Linked DNA regions of Mus musculus: all the other regions are linked to region 3. The links are chromatin loops, found by intact Hi-C in ENCODE. Cell type or tissue: heart. All regions are shown on one strand.

Region 1 (8,000 bases), 460 kb after region 3:
GCGCTTACGGCTCTTGTGGATGACCCAGTCTTTGGTTCTCAGCACCCACACCAGGCAGCTCACAACTCCCTGCAACTCCTCTGGCCCCCAATGTCCTCTGGTCTCTGCAGGCTCCTGCATGCATGCGGTATATAATCTCAATCAGGTACTTAAACTTATACATTAAAGAGAAAAGCAAGTAAAGGCAAAACCTTGTTTGTATTTCTGCTTTTCTGCTTCTGCTCTGTGTATCCATTCTTGCTGTAAGCCAGCAGTTTCCTGGGGATGAAGCTGTTGGTGTGCCCACACCACTCATCTTAGTAATCTACGACAAACTGTCTTCTGAACACGAACATAAATACATAAAGTATAGCATTTCAGACTCTTAGATCTTGGCTGAAAAGGACCTTGAAAAGCAGTAGGTTTTGTGCTTCTCAATTGGATACATGCAAACCTTGGGGCACAGGCTAATCTGCACAATGTGCCTGGTGTCCTGATGAAGTAAGAGTCGTGACTCTTGCCCTTCAAGGAAACACTGTCCCAGAATGTTAAGGAACAAACACACGCAATGGTTATAACTTTAAAGCATTAACTTTGTGTCATAAACAAGCAGAGAGCAGAGGGTAAAAACAGTTTTACAAACGTCAAGGCAGCACAGGTCTCTCCGGAACGCTGCCTTCTGCCTCTCCATAAATTCTTAGCCACAGTGGAGGGTGAGGAGCGGGGGACAAATGGATCCACAGAACCCTGGCCTTGTCCATCACGGGCAGGACAATTTAAAGCTCTGTGGGCAGCAGAACTTCATCTGTTTGCCGCTCTAATCAATCAAGAACCTCTTTCCAGTTTTTCTGAAGCAAAACTGAAGACCGTGTCTTTTCTTTGATTCTAATACAACGCCACTCTGTGAGTTATGAGACTAGCGGAAAGGGGAGGGTCACATAAAGCCACCTTAAACCCAAACTATGACCGTTCTATTGTGGCAATCCACTAATCCGTAGGTTTGGCTTCTTAGCCCGCCCATGAGCAAATACAAAAAGATGGAGAGGCCAACTTGAGGAAGGGCAGGTGTGGGGAGGACTGTGATTCTGTGGCAGGAAGACTTCCAATGCTTTCTCCTTGACACCGCCCTTTGGGGTTTCTCCCACAATGCCTTAGCTGGACATTACCTTAATCCGAACTTCATGAGCCTTTGGAGGGGCCACTTCTATCTCCTCTATGGAGAGAGGCTTTCCCGCCTCCCAGGCGACTGCAGCCTTACACCTGATCACCTGAGGTGGGGGAAAAGAAGTAAAGTTTATTCTCCTAGATTAGTAATTACTTCACGGGCAACCAAGATAATGATGCTGCTCATGTTAGTGTGCCAGGCTGTGGAGAGGGTCCAGGGCGTACAGCTCCTGCCCGTGCAGGCCTGAGGCCCAGAGTTCAGCTCCCCAGCATAACACCTGGAGGCAGATCAAGCTGGCTGGATCGAGTAACTGGCCTGGAGAGCTCTGGGTTCAAGTGAAAGACCCTGATTCAATGTATGGTGGAGCAATTGAAGACCTGATGTCAGCCTGAGACCTTGACATACCCACCTGTGAACACGCATAAACATAAACACACACACACACACACACACACACACACACACACACGCTACAAACTCAGACACACGCAAAGCTAAATAAATAAAACTAAATTGAACAGCATATTCACAGAAAAGCTTATAACCTCTAAGTGAGATGGAGAATTGTTTTTAGGTCTCACATAAATCACACAGTGAATAACATAAAATTAAAGGGCCAGATACAGTGAGGCAAACCTTTAGTCCCAGCGCTCAGAGGCAGAGGCAAGTGGCTCTCAGTGAGCTCGAGGCCAGCTAGATCTACACTTCAAGTTCCAGGACCGACAGGGCTACATGGAGAGATTCCATCTCAAACCTTCCACCCTAAACCACCATCAACCAGGACAACAAATATGTGCATATATATTATTTATATTTAAATTGTGTATACATATATATAAAATCAAAGGGCTGAAGAGATGGCTCAGTGGTTAAGAGCACCCACCTACTGCTCTTGCAGAAAACTCCAGGTTCAGTCCTATGCATCTACACTCTCACAGCTACCTGTAATTCTAGTTCCAGAGGATCTGTGCCACCCCCTGGCTTCCACAGGCTCCTGCATGCATATACACACACACAGGCACACACACACACATCTTAAAGGAGGGTGGGAGGTGGGGAAGAGATGGAGGAGGAGGAGGAAAAGGAAGAAGAAGAGGAGGAAAGAAAGAAAAGGAAAGAAGACTATGGAATACATGTCCCAAGCTGGGGTGTAGCTCAATGGTAGAGCATGTGCCTTGAATGCACAAGGCCTTGGATTTGAGTCCTAGCACAACAATGGACAAGCCAAGCAAAATCCCACCCAGAGTCTTTCACTAGGTTTGGCAAGTAATTCAAGGTTAGTATTCAAGCTTAGTATTATGCGACCTAATTATCTTTTCCTTGGGATGGCTTATATAGCATCACTTTAGTGCAATACTTCCCAGTGGAAAGGATCCTAAGAAATATCCAAATGGGGGTAAAAATACTATAACCATCTCTTATAACTGTGCTAACTAATGCATTAGCCATTTGCCACAGGTGGCTATTGAACACTATAGATAAAGGACAAGTGTGAACTGAAATCAGGTATGATGTAAAAATTTGAAAGCTTAGAAGAGTGAAGAATATCTCAATTTAAAAATACTTATAACGTGGAAATAATATTGCGAGTATCAGGTTGGGTAAACATACCATTAGAATTAATTTTATGTGGCTCTGTAAAGTTTACAATTCCATATGAAATTTATATCGCGCATCTAAAGCAATGAGCTACTAGAGCGATTACACTCAGTACAGACCTTCTTAACCACGGAACCAAACCTAGTGAGAAATGCTGGGTTTTGATCAGTTCACTTGACGCTTATGAAATGTGTTGACAGAATAAAGGTTGCAAGCCACTCACTGGGTTTACTGGAGATGGACTTGAAAGTCAAATAACGTGATTTGAAAAAAACAGGTACACCGTGCTGCACGTAGAAAGCCAAGGTCGAAGGAAGGGCCTAACTTTGCTTGGGAGTTTTGAGCACGGCCCGCGCTCCAAATCTGATCCTGCAACCCGGGCGCGACCCGGGCAAGTTCTTCCGTCCCGCGTGACGGGCGCGGGCCTCAGCCCACCGGGCTCCGGCGGAGCAGAGCAGAAAGCAGAGCTGCTCTCCAAGCGCGGCGCCGAAACAAAGCCTCCATGCCCTCGCTGCGGCTGCGCTCGCCTTCCCCGGCGGGCGGCAGCGGGCCACCCGGGCGTTCCCCTCCTCTGCTCCGGCCCACCGCGCGCCTCCATACCTGGTTCGCCATGGCCGCTAGTTCGGGATCGAGCGCTAAGGTTCACGAGTGTAGCGGAACCCGGGTGAGGGCTGGACCGTGCGTGAGGGGAGGGGCTGTGCGCGGGAGGCGGGCCTTCGATGTAGGCGGGGCGTACGTGAGGGCGGGAGGAGGTGGCTGTGCGTAGGGCGGGACTCGGCTGGGAGGCGGGCCTAATACCGGAAGGGCGGGGCCCGCGTTTCGGAGCCTGAGTTTCGGCTACTGCGCTCCGTTGCTGGGGAGGCAGTAGTTTTGGGGCCGTGAAGCGCTTTATTCCAGGCTGGCTCAACTGAGCCCCTGCAAAGCATCTCTGTGGTATTTCCTTGTCTAATTTTCGTGCAGTCTTTGTACGTTAGACGTGAGAGAAATATAGCGTGTGGTAACACGTGTGGGAAAGCACGTGTAGAACAAGCCACGCCTTCCGTGTGTCCCTGTCCGCGGTCCCCCCGCCCCCCTCTTCCCGGGCTTGCACGCGCTAGCTAGCGAGCTACTGATTTGCGGGTTGCATGCGCTAGCGAGCTAATGCAGCCCCTTGTTTTGCGGGTCTGGGTCCAGGACGAGTCAACACTGCGGCCCTCAAGGGCTTTGAAGGAACACTAGAGGGAGAGGTGCCCATCCTAGCAACAGCCCGACCTCGGATTTCAGCAGGTTACGACCAGGTCCTGGGATTTCAGGGACCATCGGACACGGAGAGAAGTTTTCAGGAAGGGAACCGAGGGAGCAGAGTGGGCCCCTTTTAAGAGTGGACCAACTATGTGGAGACAGAGGCTGCTGTATTTGCTGATGTAATCCCAAATGCTGCTTGTGTTGAAATGTACCCACTAAAACACCGCATTTTGTCTTTTTCATGGCTCATTTCCTGATTACACACTTTAAGGGTTGACATTCTCCACGGTACTGTTCAAAGCCCTTCTCTCACTTCACACTAACTCACACCCTGGCTTTTAACGTATATAATTAATAGGATGATCACCATAGTCTGTCTCCAGTCAGGGTAGTGTTCCTAAACTCCAGGCTTGAAGTACCAAGCCAGTGTGTATTAGGGTATCTCAGTGCTTAAAACCCAACTTACTTAAAACTAATCTTGTATTCGTGCCTCCTAATCCTTTTAAATGATTCCAGTGTCTGGTGATTAAAATATTCAAATATACAAGCCATTTCCAGTCAAACCACCACATGTGGATATTATAAGTTATACTCCTGTAAGAAGTTGAACAAGTTGAGGAATTCATAATTCTTACAGAAGTGAAGTCACGCAGGGAGAGCTGCTGCCCCCCGAAACAGAAACAGGAATACAGAGAATCACAATCCATCAGACTAGAAATTCATCATTGCAAGAAGCAGTACTAGGGCCAGAAACTGAAGAGTGATTGACCTATTGCTGTAGGCACTTTGTAGTTTAGTCTGACTTTTGTAAACGACGGAGGATGCAGTCATGTGGAGTGGAGTATTCTCATACTTTGAGAAGTTTATTTTCACGATTTTTCAGGGAAGGAGGGAGAAAAATTTTCCTACTGTTTCCTTTAGAGCAGTGTTTGTCACGTGTGGGTCATGACCCTTCTGGGGGTCGAATGATCCTTTCATAGGGATCACGTATCAGGTATCCTGAACATGAGATATTTTCATTACGATTCATAACAACCAGATGATAGTTATGAAGTAGCAATGAGATAATTATGGTTGGGGTCACCACAATATGAGGAGCTGTATAAAGGGTTGTAGCATTAGGGAGGCTGGGACCACTGCTCTAGAGGTAGTATCAATGTAAACATGTGTGTTCTTAAGGAGGCTTGCCCTCAAAAATGACTTGACCAGGGCTTAACTCAGCATGAGTTTTCCCTGTGCTCATCCAGTCAGGGAGAAGGGAGATGGGCATCTTCAGTCCTCTCTAGTTCTAGAATCCTATTCCTTGTAAGGGGCTGAGAATTCAAAACCAAACCAAACCAAACCAAACCAAACCAAACCAAACCAAACCAAACCAAACAAAACAAAACAAAAACCCAACCAACTAACCAACCAAAAAAAACACCTGAGGCCGGCCGTGGTGGTGCATGCCTTTAATCCCAGCACTCAGGAGGCAGAGCCAGGTGGATTTCTGAGTTCGAGGCCAGCCTGGTCTACAGAGTGAGTTCCAGGACAGCCAGGGCTACACAGAGAAACCCTGTATGGAAAAACCAAAAAAAACAAAACAAAACAAAACAAAAAAACCCAAAAAACAAAAAACAAAAAAAACCCCCTGAGAATAACTAAAGTTTATAAGCTCACCTAAAGACTCAGATAAAATAAAAAATTAAAAACTGTAGAACATTTTCCCCTTTTACTCAGTAAATTATATCTGTCTTTTAATAAAAAAAATTGCAAGGCACAGAGCAAGGCAAACCATAGTTTGAATGAGCATGGCAAGCATCAAAACCAGACCCAGAAGGTGACAGCTGTGCTGGAATGATCAGACCGTGCGTTTTAGTTTTTCCTTTGTTGAAAACAGACTTTTCATACAATACATTCTGATTACATTTTTCCCTTCCCTTGACTTGTCCAAGATCCTTCTCACCTTCCCTCCAGTCTGAATCTACAACCTTTCTGCTTCCTGTTAGAAAACAAGCTGGTATCTGAATAACGATGATGATAATGATATAAAGCAAAAGCTAGAATAGGACAAAACAAATGAGCAAAAAGAAGAAACAGAACCAAAGAAAAAGCGTGAGAAATACATATATGCAGAAGCACAAATGTTTATACACATAGGAATCCCATAAAAAACAAACAGAAGCCATAATATATACACAAAGGATCCATAAGTTAAAAAAAAAAAAAAAAAGACTGGAAAGCCATGAGACAGAGAACCTTCCTCCAAAGGTTCTCTGAGTTAACTTCCTGTTGATTATCTACTGCTGGGCATGATGGCACCTTGGTAGTGATTTGTGTTCCCAGTGAAACTTGGTTGGACTGAACTAATCTTTCATTTGTGAGTAGTTATCAATTGGAGATAGCTTCTGGGTTAGAGGGGGAGCTTGTGGTCCTCTTGCCCTCTCAGGGCTGGGACCCTGTTGGGCTGGACCTGTCTGTGCAGGATTTGTGCTTCCTCCGTCTCTGTCAGTCCCTCTGTGCATCACTCCTGAGCTTAGAAGGCCTCCTTTCTTTCATGTTGCCCATCTCACCTAGCTCTTACAATCTTTCTTCCTCCTCTTCCACGGGCTTCCCTGAGCCCCGAGGGCGGGCTTTGATGGACACCTCATTCAGAGGTGTTCCAGGTCTTACTCTCTGCACATAGCCTAGCTGTGGGTCTGTGTTTGTTTTCATTTACTACAGGGAGAAGCTTCCGTGATGATGGCGGAGCAAGGCACTCATTTTTGAATATAGCACAGTGTTGTTAGTAGTCACTGTGTGACTATGTCTCTTCAGCCAAGAAGTCGTAGTCAGTTTTCCCCTAGGTACCTGGGCTCTCTGGTATCAGGTTCTGGGCCACCTGCAGTGTTATGGAGATCAACCAAAAGCTTAGGTTGGGGCTGGTGAAATGGCTCAGCAGTTAAGAGCACTGACTGCTCTTCCAAAGGTCCTGAGTTCAAATCCCAGCAACCACATGGTGGCTCACAACCATCCATAATGAGATCTGACGTGCTCTTCTGGTGTGTCTGAAGACAGCTACAGTGTGCTTACATATAATAATAAATAAACCTTTAAAAAAAAAAAGCTTAGATTGTTTCATGGTTCCCATGGGCCCCCTTTGCCAACAACTCAACTGTGGTGTAGCTCACTTCTGGTCCTTTATTTGATGGTGAGAGATGTCCAGTTGGGTATCTGTTTCCTGTTATTTGGTGGTTTATCTAGCTCACCTTTGTATATGTATATATTTTAGGAAGCTTCTACTGTAGTGGGTTTCCATACAACCACTCAAATGACCCTTAGTTGTAGATATCCCTCCCTCCATTTCCTCTCTTACCCTGTGTTTCCTCCCACTCCCCATATGATTCTCCATACATTACCCTCCCCCCCCCCCATCCATCCATCCATAACTATTCAATCTTCTCTTCCAGGGGAGATCCATCCCTCCCCACTAGTCTTTTACTCTATACCTATTCTGTGGTTACATGGATTACATTTTGAAGGCTTAGCACCTGCCAGGCGGGCGGGTACATGCCTTTAATTCCAGCACTGTGGAGGGAGAGGCAGGTGGATCTCTGAGTTCAAGGCCAACCTGTGCCTTCCCCCAGCTTTGAGCAGGCTGAATTAGACCTTGTTTTTGCCACAGCTGGCTAGCCCACCTAGGGTGGAGTCTTCCAACCTAGGTAAAGTCTATTGTCTGCCACATCTGCAGCTTCCTGCAAGGTGCTACTATAGGCAGAGCAGCCTGAGCTTGTTGTCCTGACAAGATCCTGAGACGCCTGAGATCCTGGCATGGGGGTGGGGGTGGGGGTGGGGGAGTGGGTTTTCCTCCCTTTTAAGTTCAGGCTCAAAAAGTAAACATTGAGCCTTGATCAGAGAACTTTGTCTTGGCTCGTTATTTCTCTCACTGTCCTTCCCACCCATCCCCAGCTTTCCTTTCAGGAAGCCAGGAACCTGTGGCTGCTGTTGGCTACACCAACCTGGTGTACAGAGAAAGTTCCAGGACAGCCAGGGCTACACAGAGAAACCCTGTCTT
Region 2 (8,000 bases), 710 kb after region 3:
AAAGTGAGGAAAAGCCTTGAAGATAAGGGCACAGGGGAAAAATTCCTGAACAGAACAGCAATGGCTTGTGCTGTAAGATCGAGAATTGACAAATGGGACCTAATGAAACTCCAAAGTTTCTGCAAGGCAAAAGACACCGTCAATAAGACAAAAAGACCACCAACAGATTGGGAAAGGATCTTTACCTATCCTAAATCAGATAGGGGACTAATATCCAACATATATAAAGAACTCAAGAAGGTGGACTTCAGAAAATCAAATAACCCCATTAAAAAATGGGGCTCAGAACTGAACAAAGAATTCTCACCTGAGGAATACCGAATGGCAGAGAAGCACCTGAAAAAATGTTCAACATCCTTAATCATCAGGGAAATGCAAATCAAAACAACCCTGAGATTCCACCTCACACCAGTCAGAATGGCTAAGATCAAAAATTCAGGTGACAGCAGATGCTGGTGTGGATGTGGAGAAAGAGGAACACTCCTCCATTGTTGGTGGGAGTGCAGGCTTGTACAACCACTCTGGAAATCAGTCTGGCGGTTCCTCAGAAAATTGGACATAGTACTACCGGAGGATCCAGCAATACCTCTCCTGGGCATATATCCAGAAGATGCCCCAACTGGTAAGAAGGACACATGCTCCACTATGTTCATAGCAGCCTTATTTATAATAGCCAGAAGCTGGAAAGAACCCAGATGCCCCTCAACAGAGGAATGGATACAGAAAATGTGGTACATCTACACAATGGAGTACTACTCAGCTATTAAAAAGAATGAATTTATGAAATTCCTAGCCAAATGGAATCATGGAGGGCATCATCCTGAGTGAGGTAACACATTCACAAAGGAACTCACACAATATGTACTCACTGATAAGTGGATATTAGCCCCAAACCTAGGATACCCAAGATATAAGATACAATTTGCTAAACACATGAAACTCAAGAAGAATGAAGACTATGAAGACACTATGCCCCTCCTTAGAATTGGGAACAAAACACCCATGGAAGGAATTACAGAGACAAAGTTTGGAGCTGAGATGAAAGGATGGACCATGTAGAGACTGCCACATCCAGGGATCCACCCCATAATCAGCATCCAAACGCTGACACCATTGCATACACTAGCAAGATTTTATCGAAAGGACCCAGATGTAGCTGTCTCTTGTGAGACTATGCCGGGGCCTAGCAAACACAGAAGTGGATGCTCACAGTCAGCTAATGGATGGATCACAGGGCTCCCAATGGAGGAGCTAGAGAAAGTACCCAAGGAGCTAAAGGGATCTGCAACCCTATAGGTGGATCAACATTATGAACTAACCAGTACCCCGGAGCTCTTGACTCTAGCTACATATGTATCAAAAGATGGCCTAGTCGGCCATCACTGGAAAGAGAGGGCCATTGGACATGCAAACTTTATATGCCCCAGAACAGGGGAACGCCAGGGCCAAAAAGGGGGAGTGGGTGGGTAGGGGAGTGGGGGTGGGTGGGTATGGGGGACTTTTGGTATAGCATTGGAAATGTAAATGAGCTAAATACCTAATAAAAATGGAAAAAAAGACAAATAGTAGTTCATTGCTGGCCATGTTAATGAGGTGCCAAATGTACATCTTTGTAGAGATAGCTAGATTGCTTGCTCTTCAGTTAATGGAAATTACCTGTAATATCTGCATTGTGGATATATTTGCAAAGGCAAAAAAAAAAAAAAAAAAAAAAGAAAGAAAGAAAGAAAGCTGTTTCCCTACCAGGAACACCATGCCTTAAACTAAGACTGTTTATCCGTTTATGTAGTTTCATCCCATGTCGCAAAGCTTGCGGAACCCTCTGCATGGCCAGAGTTCGGGGTTACCTACTGTCCTGCTTTCAGCAAGTAATATGGCTTCCAACCAGAAGCTACCTCATCTTTCTCCTCCCCTTCCAGGCACAATGATGTAGCTCACCTCACTTTTTCTTCAGGGGAAATGGTCTCCCAGACAGCGTCCTAGAGCAGCCCCTTCATGTCATTCCACGAGAACGGGGCAACCCATACAGCTCTGGGCTTCCACTTGCTGTGAGGCATCTGCCCCCTGCTCAGCAGCCAACACCCACGTGCAGTTACGGAGAGCAGAGAGGATTGGCAGAAAATGCCTGCTGGTGGGCAGTCTCACTGTGTACAGGACCACACTCCATATGCAGTTCTTTCAGAAGAGAAAACAAGAGGCAACTGAATAGTATAAACATTTTAATATTTGAGCTATCATGTTGTAAAAATTGATTTACTAAAATTGGACTGAGGATAGGGTCCCCAATGAAGGAGCTAGAGAAAGGACCCAAGGAGCTAAAGGGGTTTGCAGCCCCATAGAAGGAACAACAATATGAACTAACCAGTACCCCCACAGCTCCCAGGGACTAAACCACCAACCAAAGAGCACACATGGTAGGACTCATGGCTCCAGCTGCATATGTAGCAGAGGATGGCCTTGTTGGTCATCAATGGGAGGAGAGGCCCTTGGTCCTGAGAAGGCTCAATGCCCCAATATAAGGGAATGCCAGGGCAGGGAAGGGGGAGTGGGGTGGTAGGTGTTCAGGGGGAGGGGGAGGGGATAGGGGGTTTTGGGAGGGAAAACCAGGCAAGGGGATAACATTTGAAATTTAAATAAAGAAAATATCTAAAAAAATAAAGTCAAAAGGAAAAAAATGATTTACTAAAACATATGGGATAATATTTTCCTTCACCTTCATTCTCTCTAAGGTCACCTCCCCAGTTGCTCTGGCCCTTAGAATTTTTTCCAGAGATTTATTAATAACCTATCAATTTCTCAGTTACTCAACTTAAAGATACCATTTATTTCCAGCTAAAATTAAATATGACAGAAATCACTTAATCTTTACAGTGGTTCTAAACTCGGTTCACTTTGCATTGATGGGTCCCACAGAGGATGCTAGATCTAAGGATCTTGTTATTAATCAAACTCTCCCATGGGCTTTCCAGCGCCATCACGAGTACGGAGTAGTTACGGCTGCACAGACGCCTTGGTTTCAAATAGAACTAGATTTGGGTCCTAATCTGGAGAATCCCCCATAAAAACACCCCTAAGAGACCCTTTGTTACCCCCAGGACTGGGAACGCCCCATCCCAGGGTTCTCAGGAGCCAATAGTTAGCTTAGATTGCTCTAGCACTTTTGAGCCTGTTAGACATTCTCTTGGAAACTAGTTGATCACTCTGAACACCCTGAGTCCCAGCCTGTGAACATTCACAGCTCAACCTCAACGAACAGGGAAAAGCATCGTGGAGGGAAATTCTAAAAGGCCATCCATGTTTCAAGCGGCTGTCCACTAGCCGATGCCGTCAAGTCTGGTGACCCAGTAGCTTACTGAGAGGCCTGTACATAAGCTCTTATGGACACCTCAGTCTCTGAGATGATGAAGGTTTATTGTTTACGGAATTGAATGACCACGGCAGGATCTGCCTCCCGAAGCTTTCTCTCTAGCCTAGTCTTGGGCAGTGTTGTCTGTCACACTATAGCCCGTTGCTGCCACCTAGCGGTCATTTTGACATTCACACACTTGAAGCAAAGATGAACGCCTCAGAAAGCAGCTTTTGCTTTTATGAGCGAGCATGAATGGCAGTTCCCCTTTCCTATCGTTTTAGTCACGAATTTCTTCTCTTACGTGCATTTAAGTATGCGCACAGGTGGAGGGGACACATGCGCACAAGGAGGTGTACTTACCGTGTGCTGAGATCAGAGGTCGACGTTGGGTATCTTCCTCAATCACTCTCTACTTTAATTTTGAGTTTTGATCAATTACAAAATTTACTAAACATAGAAAAGAAAAGAAAAAACTATTGGTTTTTTTAAAAAGCTAATTGTTAAGTCCATTCTTACTAAGTTACTGCAACATCGGGGACAGAAAGTCACTATGCTTTTTTGGTCCAGGCTGTTTTTTTTCCCTGTCTTCAGATAGCAGATGCATGTAGCCAAATCCCATAGTGAATCTTGTGTGTACTTGCTCCAAATTCGTAGCCTAAAGGCAGAGGCGATGATCGGGAAAACTCTTGGAGAGTGATATAGCGCCAGCTTTGCTCCCCGGGGGAAATCCCTGTGCAATCCCTGGCCCTTGCCCACATTGTGCAGCCTACCAGCCACCACCACCCCCACATCTCCGAGGGATGGGTGGACCTGCTATGCGGGAAGGCAGGGTGCTGCAGGCATGGAAAGACAGTCTCAAAGTTGGACACTATTCTCTGACACATAGTTTCATAGAGAGGAGAGCTCACAGATTTCTAGACTGGCCGCGGGGCAGCAAGCCCAATGGAGCCTCCTTCTGTCCGCAGCACTGGGATTACAGGCAGGCTATTCAGCACCTGGCTTTTATGTGGGTGCTGGGGACTCGAATTTGTGACCTCACACTTGTGTGGCAAGCACTGTACCAACAGAGCCATCTCTCTAGCCCTCTCTAGGTACGTTTTACATAAGTTGAGTCCTAAGAAGCAAACCGGAAGCTTGCCCCGGAGCACGGCTCCTCACTGGAGCGCCACAGACGTCACCCCTGTGGGCTCCTTTTGCTCAGTAAGAAACATGATCACTCAGCCAGTCTGGGCCAGGTCCTCACTGTGTGACCCTGGAGGACCTGTCATGCTTTCTGAGTTTCAATTAGGAACACGAGAACGGAATTAACCGTGTTATGTACATATGCACGCTTGCATGCAAAGCGCACACACGCACGTAGCCTGCAGAGCTCTCAGACAATACATTTCTGTAGGTTTAAGTTAATAACTCAAAAAGATTTGTTAAAGAGCTACAGGAAACAAATGCACACCTAATTTTTACTTTCCATAGCTATGTCTGAACTATTGAGGTATCTAGTGTAACATTTCTAGCTATGATCGAGTACTTGCCTAGCATGTGCAAGATCTTCTCTGCAAGCCGCAGAATTTCAAAGATGCTTGCGCTTGGTGTGGCTGCAGCGTGGACACAGAACACTTTCCCAGCTTGTGCGAGGACCTGTGTTTGATCCCAGGGCCACAAACAAAACAGAACACAACACAGCAGGACACAACAAGACAGACAGGGCTCGCCAGGCAGTGGTGGCGCATGCCTGTAATCCCAGCACTTGGGAGGCAGAGGAGGCAGATTTCTGAGTTCGAGGCCAGCCTGGTCGACAGAGTGAGTTCCAGGACAGCCAGTACTGCACAGAGAAACCCTGTCTCGAAAAACCAACCAAACAAACAAAAAGACAGACAGGGCTCATAGCAAATGATTAGAACATGACCTAAACCTAGTGGGAGAGATAGAGAGCTTTAGTTTCTATGTGCCCAAAATAACATGCATGTACTTTTAGCCAAGTGTTGGGACACATACATGTAATCATAGCATGCAGGAAGTTCCTCAAAAGTTTGAGGCCCATTTGATCTATAGAGCAAATTTCATGCCATGCCAGGCAAGGCTAGATAATGAGATCCTGTCTCAAAGAAAAAAATCCAGATGGTCACACACACACACACACAAATGTAATGAAAAAAAATGAAGCTAGTGGGTATGTTAATTGTCTTGGGACCATTGATGGATTCATATGGTGTAACAATGCAGTCCTGTGTGTGCTGTAAAAACATCAAATTATGGCAACTAAAATATTAATTAAAATTGGGTAGTCCAATTTTTAATAGTACCAGAACTTGCACACAAAGTAGTTTTGTGGCAAAACCTATGAGAAAAATATGTCTGCATACAGACGATGTGTTGTGTTTGACCTGTTCTCAGCGTCCCTGCTCAGCTCTCTACACCCCTCTCTTACTGCTTTCTCTTTCCCTTCCCAGGGAATCATTTTCTTGAATTTTGAGGTTTTTTTTTTTTTAAGTAGATTCACTAGACATATGTGTTTGCAAATAATTTTACAAATAGTCTTATTGTGTTTCTGTTTAAATTCTCAAACTCTTCAACTTATCTTTTACATACTTTTTCAAATGCATTCATGTTAGACATGTGTTATTGATGTAGTTTTATTGAACCTATAGCTACATATCGCTTAATAGATTTGCCTCCTAAGGAAGAGATTGCATCTGTGAATTGTCTTACATGAATAGCTTTGTGCTTGGGTATAAATGTTGGACCTGAGGAGGAGTCTCTGGGCTTTCAAATCTATCTGAATGTCAAGCTGGATTTATGAGTTTGTACCAATTTATAATTCTAATAATATTTGATGTGAATTCTCATGGTCTACATATACTCCAGAACGCTGGTGTTATGAGATAGTTTCAGCTTGCTTATTTCTTGTCACCAATGAAGACCTATTAATTATGCATGTCCATAGTTTTGCTTTTGTAACTCTCATCTGTTTTCCGGTTGAAGCAGGGAACTAGACCTTAGTAGCCCCCCCCAGACCTTAGCACAACTGACTCCATGATAAAAATTCCACTCAGGTTGTAAAACTCAGCACCACTTGCCAAAACTAAAACAAAGACCTAATCCATCAAAGGCCATAATTCCAGGAAAGTCACAAAACGTACTGACCTTGCCTTTTGGCTTCTGTAGTTCTGCTTCAGGCTAAGAGTCCTTGCTAAAGTGCTGAAGTATGTTCACCCGGGACATGGTTTTGTGTGTGTGTGTGTGTGTGGTGTGTGTGTGTGTGTGTGTGTGTGTGTGTGTGTGTGTGTGTGTGTGTGTGTGTGTGCTTAAAGGCTTACCCTAAGAAGGGCTTGGAGTTACACTGGGATCCCAGACACTTGGTGTGGGTTGTAGGCTGACTAATAAGACTTTCTATTGGCTTAAACCCACATCTGAGCAGTCTTCTCTTGTGGATGCCCCACAACACGATTGTTTATGCTACACATATAAACATTCTTTGCTTTTTGTTTTGTTTTGTTTTTGTTTTGCTTGTTTTTCTAGAAAAGCTTTCTCTCTATAGCCCTGGCTGTCCTGGAACTCACTCTGTAGATCAGGCTGGCCTCAGACTCAGAAATTCCCCTGCCTCTGTCTCCCAAGTGCTGGGATTAAAGGCATGTGCCACCACTGCCCGGCACATGTAAACATTCTTAATGTATGTTATGCCCCAGTCAGCTTCATGTTGCTATAATAAAATGTAAGAGACCAGCTGACATACAAAGAAAACAAGGTATGTTCAGCTCATGGGTTGGGAGGTTGACGGATGGAACAGAATGCTGCCAATTCTATGAAGACCTTGTGGTAAGGATGGTGGAGCTGTTGGGGGTGTATGTGAAAGGGGTGGAGAGGGAGTGAGCACATTACAAGACAGTAAACGGTAAAGAGTTAAAATGCTGTTTCTAGGAGCTCAGGAACACAAGCGCTGCATTTCTTGCTGTTACTCGCTAATCACTCCTGAGAAGTTTGTTAGACATCCGAGGAACTTTGCCCATTATTTGTTGTCACTTTGATTTTTCAGATAGGGTCCTACTCTGTAGCCCGGGCAATCTTTCTGTTTAATTCTCCCAAAGGCTGGAACTATAGGACTGGGTCACCACACCCAGCTTCTCCTCATTTTTTTTCCTCCCTCTCACTCTCCTTAATTTATTTTTAATCATGCATACAAAGTAATGGATTTCATTGTGACGTTCTTTAATACATACCTTGTTTTGTTCCTTTATTTTCCACCATCCCTTCCCTCACCATGCCCCTCCCCTCTCCTTCTGCCCCGCCCGCTTGCTCTCCGAGCCCTCCCCTTTCCTGTTATGGGTACTCTGTTATTCTCTTTTCCTCAACCTCCCTCCCCCGCCTTGAGACCGCCTCTTCCCACCCCTGAGACTCAAATGGTGTCCTTTCACAATGACTGGGAGGCCTTCCCAGCAACCCCACTGCCACCGCTGTTTCTGTCACATAGCACGCACTGGGCTGACTTTCTCCCTTTCCTCTTTTCCTGAGATCCGCAGCACATCCACCATACCCCGTCTGAAACCAGCAAGAGATGCACTGTGCCATGCTAGTGAAGCTGTGTAACAAGCGGCCTGGAGCAATGGCTGTTACAGAGTTCTGGAACTTAGATTTCCCACAATGCTGATCCGTTGCT
Region 3 (8,000 bases):
GGTGGGATATTAGTGCTCCCAGCTGACTCTACCATGCATGCAGAAAATGATACTTTAATGTTAAGATCTTAGTTCCCACCTTAGAGTAAAACTGAAACTCAAAGTAACCACAGCTGTGTACCACAGCAGTCCCCAGCATCCGCAACATGTGACAACCTCCCTGCCCGATCCTGGGTCCCAGGAATTTCAGGGGAACAAAGGATTTGGATGGAGAGAGGTGACTTAGTCCATTCATAGTACTTAAATAAGTGCCTTAGGTTGGTAATTTATAGACAACAAAAGCTCATTGTTTACAGTTCTGAAGGCTGTGCTGAAGTACCAGAAGTTGGGTGCCTGCTGGAGACTCAGTCCTTCCAGCACATTCCAGACCTTTGCACCTGTTAGAAGAGAGGAACACCTGCCCCCGGGGCCTCCTTCATAAAGGCATGGAGTCTACTCAAGACCAAGGGCTCCACACACACCAGTCACCTGAAGCCCTGCCCCTTGATACTGCTTCATCTGAAACACTTTCTTTGTGAGTGTTTTGTCTACGTGTGCACATTGTATGTGTGTACATCATGTGCATGCCTGGTATCTGTAGAAGTCAGAAGATGGCTCAGATTCCCTGGAACTGGAGTTAGAGTTAGGGGTGGTTGTGACCCACCATCCTTGGAATTGAACACTGGTCCTCTGCAACAGCAGTAGGCCAGTGCTCTTAACCGCTGAGCCATCAACTCAAGCTGGGGGGCACCTTTAAGGCAGAAAATTTTCAAGGATTTAGTTATCCAAGCCACAGCAGCTGTCTTCCCACCTATCTGCCCACTTGATTGGCAGATGTGTGAGGTAAGCGTAGTTACTATTTGAGGGGGGATGGGGTACTGGAACTTTTACTATTTTTGCCTTTAACAACACACCGTGATGGACAATTCTAGCAAATTTTTTCCGAATTGTTTTTTAAAACATTTCTGCAACATAGTGAGTCTGTTTCCTCACTGTCACATTGTCCTGGAAACTCTGTTTTTCATATTGCCTTCATTGCGAAGGAAATCACAACTGCCTGCCCATTGGTTCCAGTTTTACCTTCCCATGCTGGGTCCCCTACAACCCTTCCCTGGCCACACCTTCCCTTCCTGCCCGGAGTCTGGAAATCATAAGCTCCTCCTCCCGCCCCTGCCCCAGGTCTTATCTCATAGACCTCTTCCTTCTTGGAGCCTTTAGCAGTGGTTCTCAACCTGGGGTGTAAAGACCCCTTAGGGGGTCACGTATTGGGTGTTCTGCATATCAGATACTTACATTGTGATTCGTAACAACAGAATCAGAGTTATGAAGTAGCAAGGAAATAATGTAATGTTTGGCGTCACCACAGCATGAGGAGCTGTGTTAAAGGGCTGAAGTATTAGGAAGGCTGAGAGCCACTGCTGGCTTATTTGCCCCTGGAAAAATGGTAGTTCAACTCTTAACAAGTTTAAGACTTTTGGCCTGGGGTAATTCCACTTTGGTTTACAGTTCTGAAACTTTCCTGAGAGCCTGCAGCAGTGCCTGGAGTAGAATATACTTATACAACCATACGCTGTGGGGTCAAGGGACAGATGGGTTGTTGGCCCCAGTGGCTGCTTGCAACTGTTAGGGAACTACTGGGTTGTTTTGGTGACAACACAAGGAGACTGCAGAAGGCACCGATCATTTTATGGATGCGATCTTAATCATTGTAGCAGGTGGCTTTTAAGATTAAATACAGAATGCACTGCCATGATCTTAAATATAATAATGCATTCTTTATTTAACATACCCCAGAAAAGGTGGCAAGACTGGCCAGGCATAGTGGTGCACACCAGTGATTCCAGTACTTGGGAAGTGGAAGCCAGGGGAATGAGTTCAAATGCAGCATGAGTTACACAGCAAGCTGAAAGCTAACTAACCCAAGATATACACCAAGAGCCTATCTTAACAAAACTGGGACTCAGCAAGACATTACAAGAGCAGAAAGCAGACTGTTGTCATATACCGCACAGTGGTCAGCTGCCTCCAGTCAGCTGATGAGAACCTCAGGCTAGCTTCCTATCAGGAGGGTTCCCTGCACTCCGTGGACCTGAGTTTGAATCTCAGGGAATATAATATTGAAAGACACAGTTGAACCCATGATAAACTCCTAACATGTATAAGCCATGGTTTCTCCCGTCTCTAAAATCAAAGGTTGTAGCGAGAAGGTCTGAGCTTGTTGGCACAGCTCTTGGAAGCTTGATACAGGGAGATTGCTCCAAGTTTGAAGGCAGCCCGAGATACAGAACAAGGACTATCAGGCCTGTTGGAGCTAATTGATAACCTTTTGTGTTAAAGCAAAAGACCAAAACAAGATAGAAATCTTTGACCATTTCCGAAAAAGGAGATAGTAATTCTCAAATCAAAGCTAACACCACTAGATTCTCAATCAGTCTTGTTTTAACGGGAAGTCCAGGAAAGTCTGCTCCCTTTGTCCTGTACAGTCAGTGTTGAAGACCAGAGGTGCGGCTTAGGACCTGGATCATGGCTCACACAAACCCCTCCAGTGGGGATTCTATGCTCTGAGAGGGGATGCCGTTTATCATACCACCCCCACTAGGATGATAGGTGCCTGGAAGACATAGCACCCCCAGAGTGGCTGGTGAACACTTGGTGGCAGTGAATATCATCTTCTAGAAACTGCATCTGAGACGATACAGGAGGCAGGGCCAGCTTCCACCAGGCCTGCCAAACCCTGCTGCAACAAGGTAATAAAACGCCAGTGGCAAGATCAGCACCTAGATATTGATGAGAACAAGATGTCCCGTGCCTGGGTTCCCAGAACGAGACCCAGCTTTCAGGACTGTGAAGTAGGAACGCACCTACTCTTATTAAACACCTGCCCTCGGCCCATATCCATTTCCCAACGCAGATATTGATGAGAACAAGATGTCCCGTGCCTGGGTTCCCAGAACGAGACCCAGCTTTCAGGACTGTGAAGTAGGAAAGCACCTACTCTTATTAAACACCTGCCCTCGGCCCATATCCATTTCCCAACGCTGGAATGCGGCTTGCATCCATCCGCAAGGAACCTCCCTTCCAACACCAGCCAGCTGTGGTTCTCCGTGGCTGACACTAGAGGGCAGGCCACTAAAACTTTCCTGTCCTAATCGGCCCAGAAGTTCTTGGAGGTGAGGACCACATGGGTCGTTTGTTTTGCTGGACACTGGTTCTTTGTGGAACTCATGCATACCTTGTAAAACTATGTCTCCACCCGCTCTCTGACTTTTAAAGTACATTTACTTTAGCCCTTGTTTCTAGAAGTGGAGATGAAGGACCAGGGTGTCTAGCTCGGTCTAACTGGGAGGGGATGGCTCAACCTTGGGACAAAGGAAGCTGCAGGCCTCCAGAGGGAACCAATTAATTCCGAAAACCAAGAATGTCTTAAAAGCCACACTGTAATAGATTCTGCTGCTATGGCAAGTCTCTCAAAAATAAAATAAAATAATAAAATTAAAGGCTAGGGGAACATTAAGATGGTTTTGGTATCTTTAGAGTTTAGTTTCTGTCCCCTGCTTCCTGGATCCAAACATCTGATAACTGTGCCCCTAGTCATGTTTCCACTCTAAGTCACAACTCAGCCCTGCCTACAGCTACATTTGCTGTACATTAGTCTCCACTTGCTGACAGTGTCTCACAATTACCGTTCCCTGCTCCAGCTTCCTGGCCACAGTAGCCAGAGTTTATGGAGAAGTTCCCAGTCCTTCCTTGGAGGTCTGCACAGATTTCCCAAGAGAAGGAGCAAGCACCAATGTATAAATGGCAAAGCTTGCTGGGGAAGGCCTGCCAGGTCACTGGGCTCCGACCCCCATTGTTCGCCCACTGGCTTCCCAGGGCTCTTCTCCAAGAGAGCCGGAAACAGGCGCGCTGGGAGAGCCACACGCTGCAAAATGATTCCATTCCTGCCCACACAAACACCAGTCCAGAGTGAGCCAAGGCCTTTCCGAAGAAGCAAAAGCTTAGACCAGAGTAACTTCTAAGATGCTCCTGGAGGGGAGTCAGCCTGGGACCTGGGGCAGGAAGCGAACCCACAGAAATGTCAAGGGGGCTATACCCTGGGAAAAGAAACAGGAGTTTTCATCCACTCTCTGATGAGAAGTTCTGGTTTTTACTGTTCTTTTTTATGAATAGTAATTTTTAAGTATATATTACAGAAGCAATCTTTGTGGGAACCAGTAAACAATAGAAATTTTTTTTAAAAATGGTAATTTTCCCCAAAGTCCATGGTCTTTGCAAGGACAAAACTTCTGCTAGTTTTGAGCCTTGTAAACAAAGCACCATTGTAACTATAACCGCTCTGCTGCTGGCCACAGCATGGAGGGAATAACCAGGCCCCACAGCATCAGGTAAAGAGACATCAACAGGGCTTGCCCATCTTCAGTCCCCGACAAGTTTCTTTAAAATCAAAATAGGTCTGCTTTCTGTATCTGCTTTTCTTGAGGCCTTTCTCAAGTCTTAGGACACACTGTCCTGCCTGGTCTTAAAAGTGCTATGTGAAATGGAAGCTTTTCCTTACATTTGTTCTTAAAAAGTATCCTTCAGTAACACTTCACAAGAGAAAGACACTTACGCTGGTATTTTCCAGCAGGTTAACATGACAGTTTCCAGGGGCTGCTGGCAATTACTTTCTTATAAAAGCTGTAACTTTTATCTAGGTCCACTGTGTATTAAATGTTCATAAAGCTTAAGCATATATATGTATATGTGTACGTGTATATGTACACACACACACACACACACCAGAATGGCAGGGTCAGGGTCTGGGATCTGTGTTTTGTAATGTTCCCAAGGCATCTGAAACAAATAGAGGACAGTCCTTGAGACAGAGAACACCTACTTGCTGTGTCTGCCCACGTTTAGCAACTCAGAGGCTTAGCCCCTTACATCCACAAATTTCCCCTCCCTTCCGGGACTGATTGGTGTTTCTAAAAATCAATGTGTAGTCTCATCAGCATCTTAGGAGTTCACCAGTGCAAGTCCTCAAGCTGCATCCTGACCCACCTCCGTAGGAGTTCTGGAAATGATGGTGGTTTCAGGGCCATGGGATTGAACCCTAAGTTTCAAGCACACTGTACATGAGCTGTCCCCCTGGCCCCGGCCCTTTGTGTTTTAAGGAGACATTCCAGAGTGTTTTACAGTAACTTACATCTGAGAAATGATTCAGAAAAAGTAAGACGACGTGATCCCATGTAAGGTAGAACCGAGTTTATTAATGACAGCTTTTATTACAATCACTCTCGAGTGTAAAAAATAAAGGGTGATTAAAATTTAAAACTCGCTTGGGCTTGTGTTTTGGCTTTCACTGGATGTGCCACGGGGTGGGGATCCTGTCTGATTCTGAATCAATTGGCCAGATGCAGTTCACTGGAGAATGAGGTAATAAAGAAGACAGAAGTGCCAATCCGAGAGCACGAGTGTCCATGTTGAAGGACATCACAAGCGACGGCTGTGGTATGGACAGGGGTGAAGTCACGTGACCTCGCATCCACGTATGGAATGACTATCTCTACCTAAAAACAGACACCGATACAAACATGCAGAGCCACGTAAACCCAAGGAGTGCCTGACCTCCCTCTGAGCAGACAGCGCCCATCAGCCACGGCAACGCACACGTGCTGCGGAAATGGAAAACCGGGCTGCATGACGCAGACTGCTGGCTGGCCAATGGGGAGCTGCTTTTCGCAGAGGCTGGGGCCTTCCCAGCAAACCCACAAACTAAATCTGCTCCCCGTGAAAGCAACATCCAGGGGTTATCACAAGCTGGGGGTGGGGGGATCTGGGGCTAAAGTCCACCCTCCCAGTGGGCACGAGGCAGGAGAAGAACCTGAAGGTGGTTTTCCACCTAGCGTCACTGAACCCTGGCTGGGCTTCGGCGCAGCCCCTCAAATATTTGTGCTTTGTAACCACCCCGAGGTCACCTCAGCGAGCACATGCACTATACTAGGCTTGGTTTTTTATTTAATATACGACAAAACTAAAGTTGCAAAAAGGGAGGAAAAAGAAAAGAAAGAAAAACCTCATGAAATGCTTTTTGACTGTGTCAACCCTGCTTTGGAGCTGGGCTTTTCTACCACTCAATGGCGAATGGACAGAAGCTGAATTGGATGCCAGGAGAGACAGAGAGCCTGAGGGGCATACAAAGATGCGGCTAGGACAACACTCCACAACCACTCAAGGCTGGATACCTAGGACATAAACACTAAGGAACACGCTCAAATGTCTCTCTGAAAAGAACATGGTGGATTTGGGGGTGGGGGTGGGGTTACAGTACATGCAGGTGACAAGTCTACAAAAACTTACTATTCAAGCTGAATAAGAAACCAAGAGAACTGTGTCATAGCCTCCTTTGGGAGACAAAAAGAAAAAAGAAAGAAAGAAAAAAAAAAAGAACCAAAATAACAACCGATTAAAAAAGAAATAAAACATAAAACATAGCCCAGAGTATTCCAGAATATCAGAAGAACCCAACTGGTTTGGTGCGGTGGGGTGAGGGAGTGTTTAATTAATGTCTCTCATTAACCTCATTTTCTCCTTGGATGTCATTGACAGAGCTCAGGCTCGGGCTGGCCACTCAGAGGAAAGAGCAGTCCTGTGGAAATGTGGAGCTCAGCCTCTGGCACCCTAGTTTACTGCAAACGCCCAGTTCTCTTAAGGGCAAACTCAGGATGAAGGGCGCATGCTGTATCGTGACCCGCTCCACCTCTCTCAGAATCTGAACACAGGGGGCAGCTGGTTTCTTCTCTGGAGGACAGATGCAAAGGGTTTGAGAGATTTCAAGACACCTGGCCCTGACGGCTAAGGGCCCAAGTTTTAGCCAAGATGTGTACAGCACTGTATTCTCCAAAAATTCAAGTACATGCCGTGCCCAACCTCCCCCCTTCCCCCTTCTGGTAGCATCCATCCGACCACCAATCCACGGCTACAGTAGAGATTCACTGCACGTTGACTCAGCAAGTTGCGCACTTGTTTTGTTTTTCTTTTTCCAAGTTCCGTCTGTGAGCAGCATTTCCCAGTTCTACCCCCACAGAAAGTTAAGTTCTTGGCAGCTCCATCAGGTGAGACTGTAGGCCTGTGACCAGGCCTCTACAGCCCGCCATCAGCCGGCCGGCGCACAGAGGGTCAGTCAGTGAGGGGGGATCAGTCCAGTGTCTGACAGCAGTGGTCGCAGGGGTCTACCAGCTAGCCCTGACAGCTTCAATGTCACTCACCAAATTCTGTGCCAGGCATATCCCAAAAATCTAAAAAAAAAAGGGGGAAAGGAAACCAAGTTAGACAGCAGAATTCAAATGCTATTGGCTTTTCCTTGGCCACTAGGTCCACCCCCTCTGATTCTTAAATGGATATTTGGGGGCTGGAGATGTAGCTCAGTCGGTAGCGTTTGCCTCACATACATAAAACCTTGGGTTCTACCCCCCAGCGCCATAGAAAGCCAGGCATGGTGGTACACATCTATAATCCCGACCCTTGGGTGGGAAGAAGCAGGAGTGTAAAAAGCCATCCTTGGCTACAGAGCAAGTTTGAGGCCAGCTTGGGATACATGAGACCTGTCTTTAAAAAAAGGCTGGGGGGGGGGGGAAGAGTGGCGAAAGAGAGATAGAAAATAAAAAATCCAGAGATTTAGCATGACTTTATATTTTCAATACTAAATGCAGGAGCTGCTCACCCCGCTAAGCTAACCCTATCCCACGAGAAGTCATTTCCAACCCTCCCTATGGCCTAGAAAGCTCTCACCTCCCTGCTCCCTCTATGGATCTGCCCGATCTGCACATTTCATGAAAATGCCTTCGGACAACATGTGGTTCCTGTGACTTCTCTCAAGGAGCAAAACCATCTCTGGGTTCGTCCATTGCTACGGTGACCGCTCAAATGTGAAAAGCCCACGCAATCTCATGGTGTGCACGCCCAGTCTCCAGTGAGTGGCAATGTTTTGGGAGGTTGTAGGACATTTGAGACGTGTGTGTTGCTAGGGACAGCTGTCAAAG

Evidence for each region. A loop is a pair of places that touch in the nucleus more often than their neighbours do. Peaks named below come from ENCODE experiments on the same cell type or tissue, not always from the same donor. Only the 100,000 strongest peaks of a DNase experiment are listed, where the experiment ranks them.
Region 1: a loop joins it to region 3, with 2.1 times the contacts of the local background. A loop is called at or near these places in 3 of 42 quality-filtered maps.
Region 2: it touches region 3 in a loop (2.5-fold over the local background); 2 of 42 quality-filtered maps call a loop at or near these places.

Annotation. Positions count from the first base shown.
Region 1 is chr3:138,438,537-138,446,536 of GRCm38, reverse strand. Adh5 (alcohol dehydrogenase 5 (class III), chi polypeptide) reads right to left here and starts at 3,444. Exons shown (of 9, transcript NM_007410.3): 1 at 3,344-3,444; 2 at 1,146-1,247. The coding sequence starts at 3,355. In heart, a CTCF peak has its summit at 3,304; DNase peaks (open chromatin) are centred at 3,446 and 3,856; H3K4me3 peaks cover 2,638 bases; H3K27ac peaks cover 1,660 bases.
Region 2 is chr3:138,193,845-138,201,844 of GRCm38, reverse strand. It overlaps a transcript of Adh7 not described here. Among named protein-coding and RNA genes, the nearest start is that of 4930579F01Rik, 4.0 kb to the right of the region's middle. In heart, a CTCF peak has its summit at 3,522 (motif pointing left); a DNase peak (open chromatin) is centred at 3,484; H3K4me3 peaks cover 521 bases.
Region 3 is chr3:138,901,635-138,909,634 of GRCm38, reverse strand. It overlaps Tspan5 (tetraspanin 5), which reads right to left. Exons shown (of 8, transcript NM_019571.5): 8 at 5,202-7,256. The coding sequence ends at 7,191. Among named protein-coding and RNA genes, the nearest start is that of Tspan5, 160 kb to the right of the region's middle. In heart, a CTCF peak has its summit at 3,092 (motif pointing right); DNase peaks (open chromatin) are centred at 2,994 and 3,854; H3K27ac peaks cover 547 bases; H3K27me3 peaks cover 1,017 bases.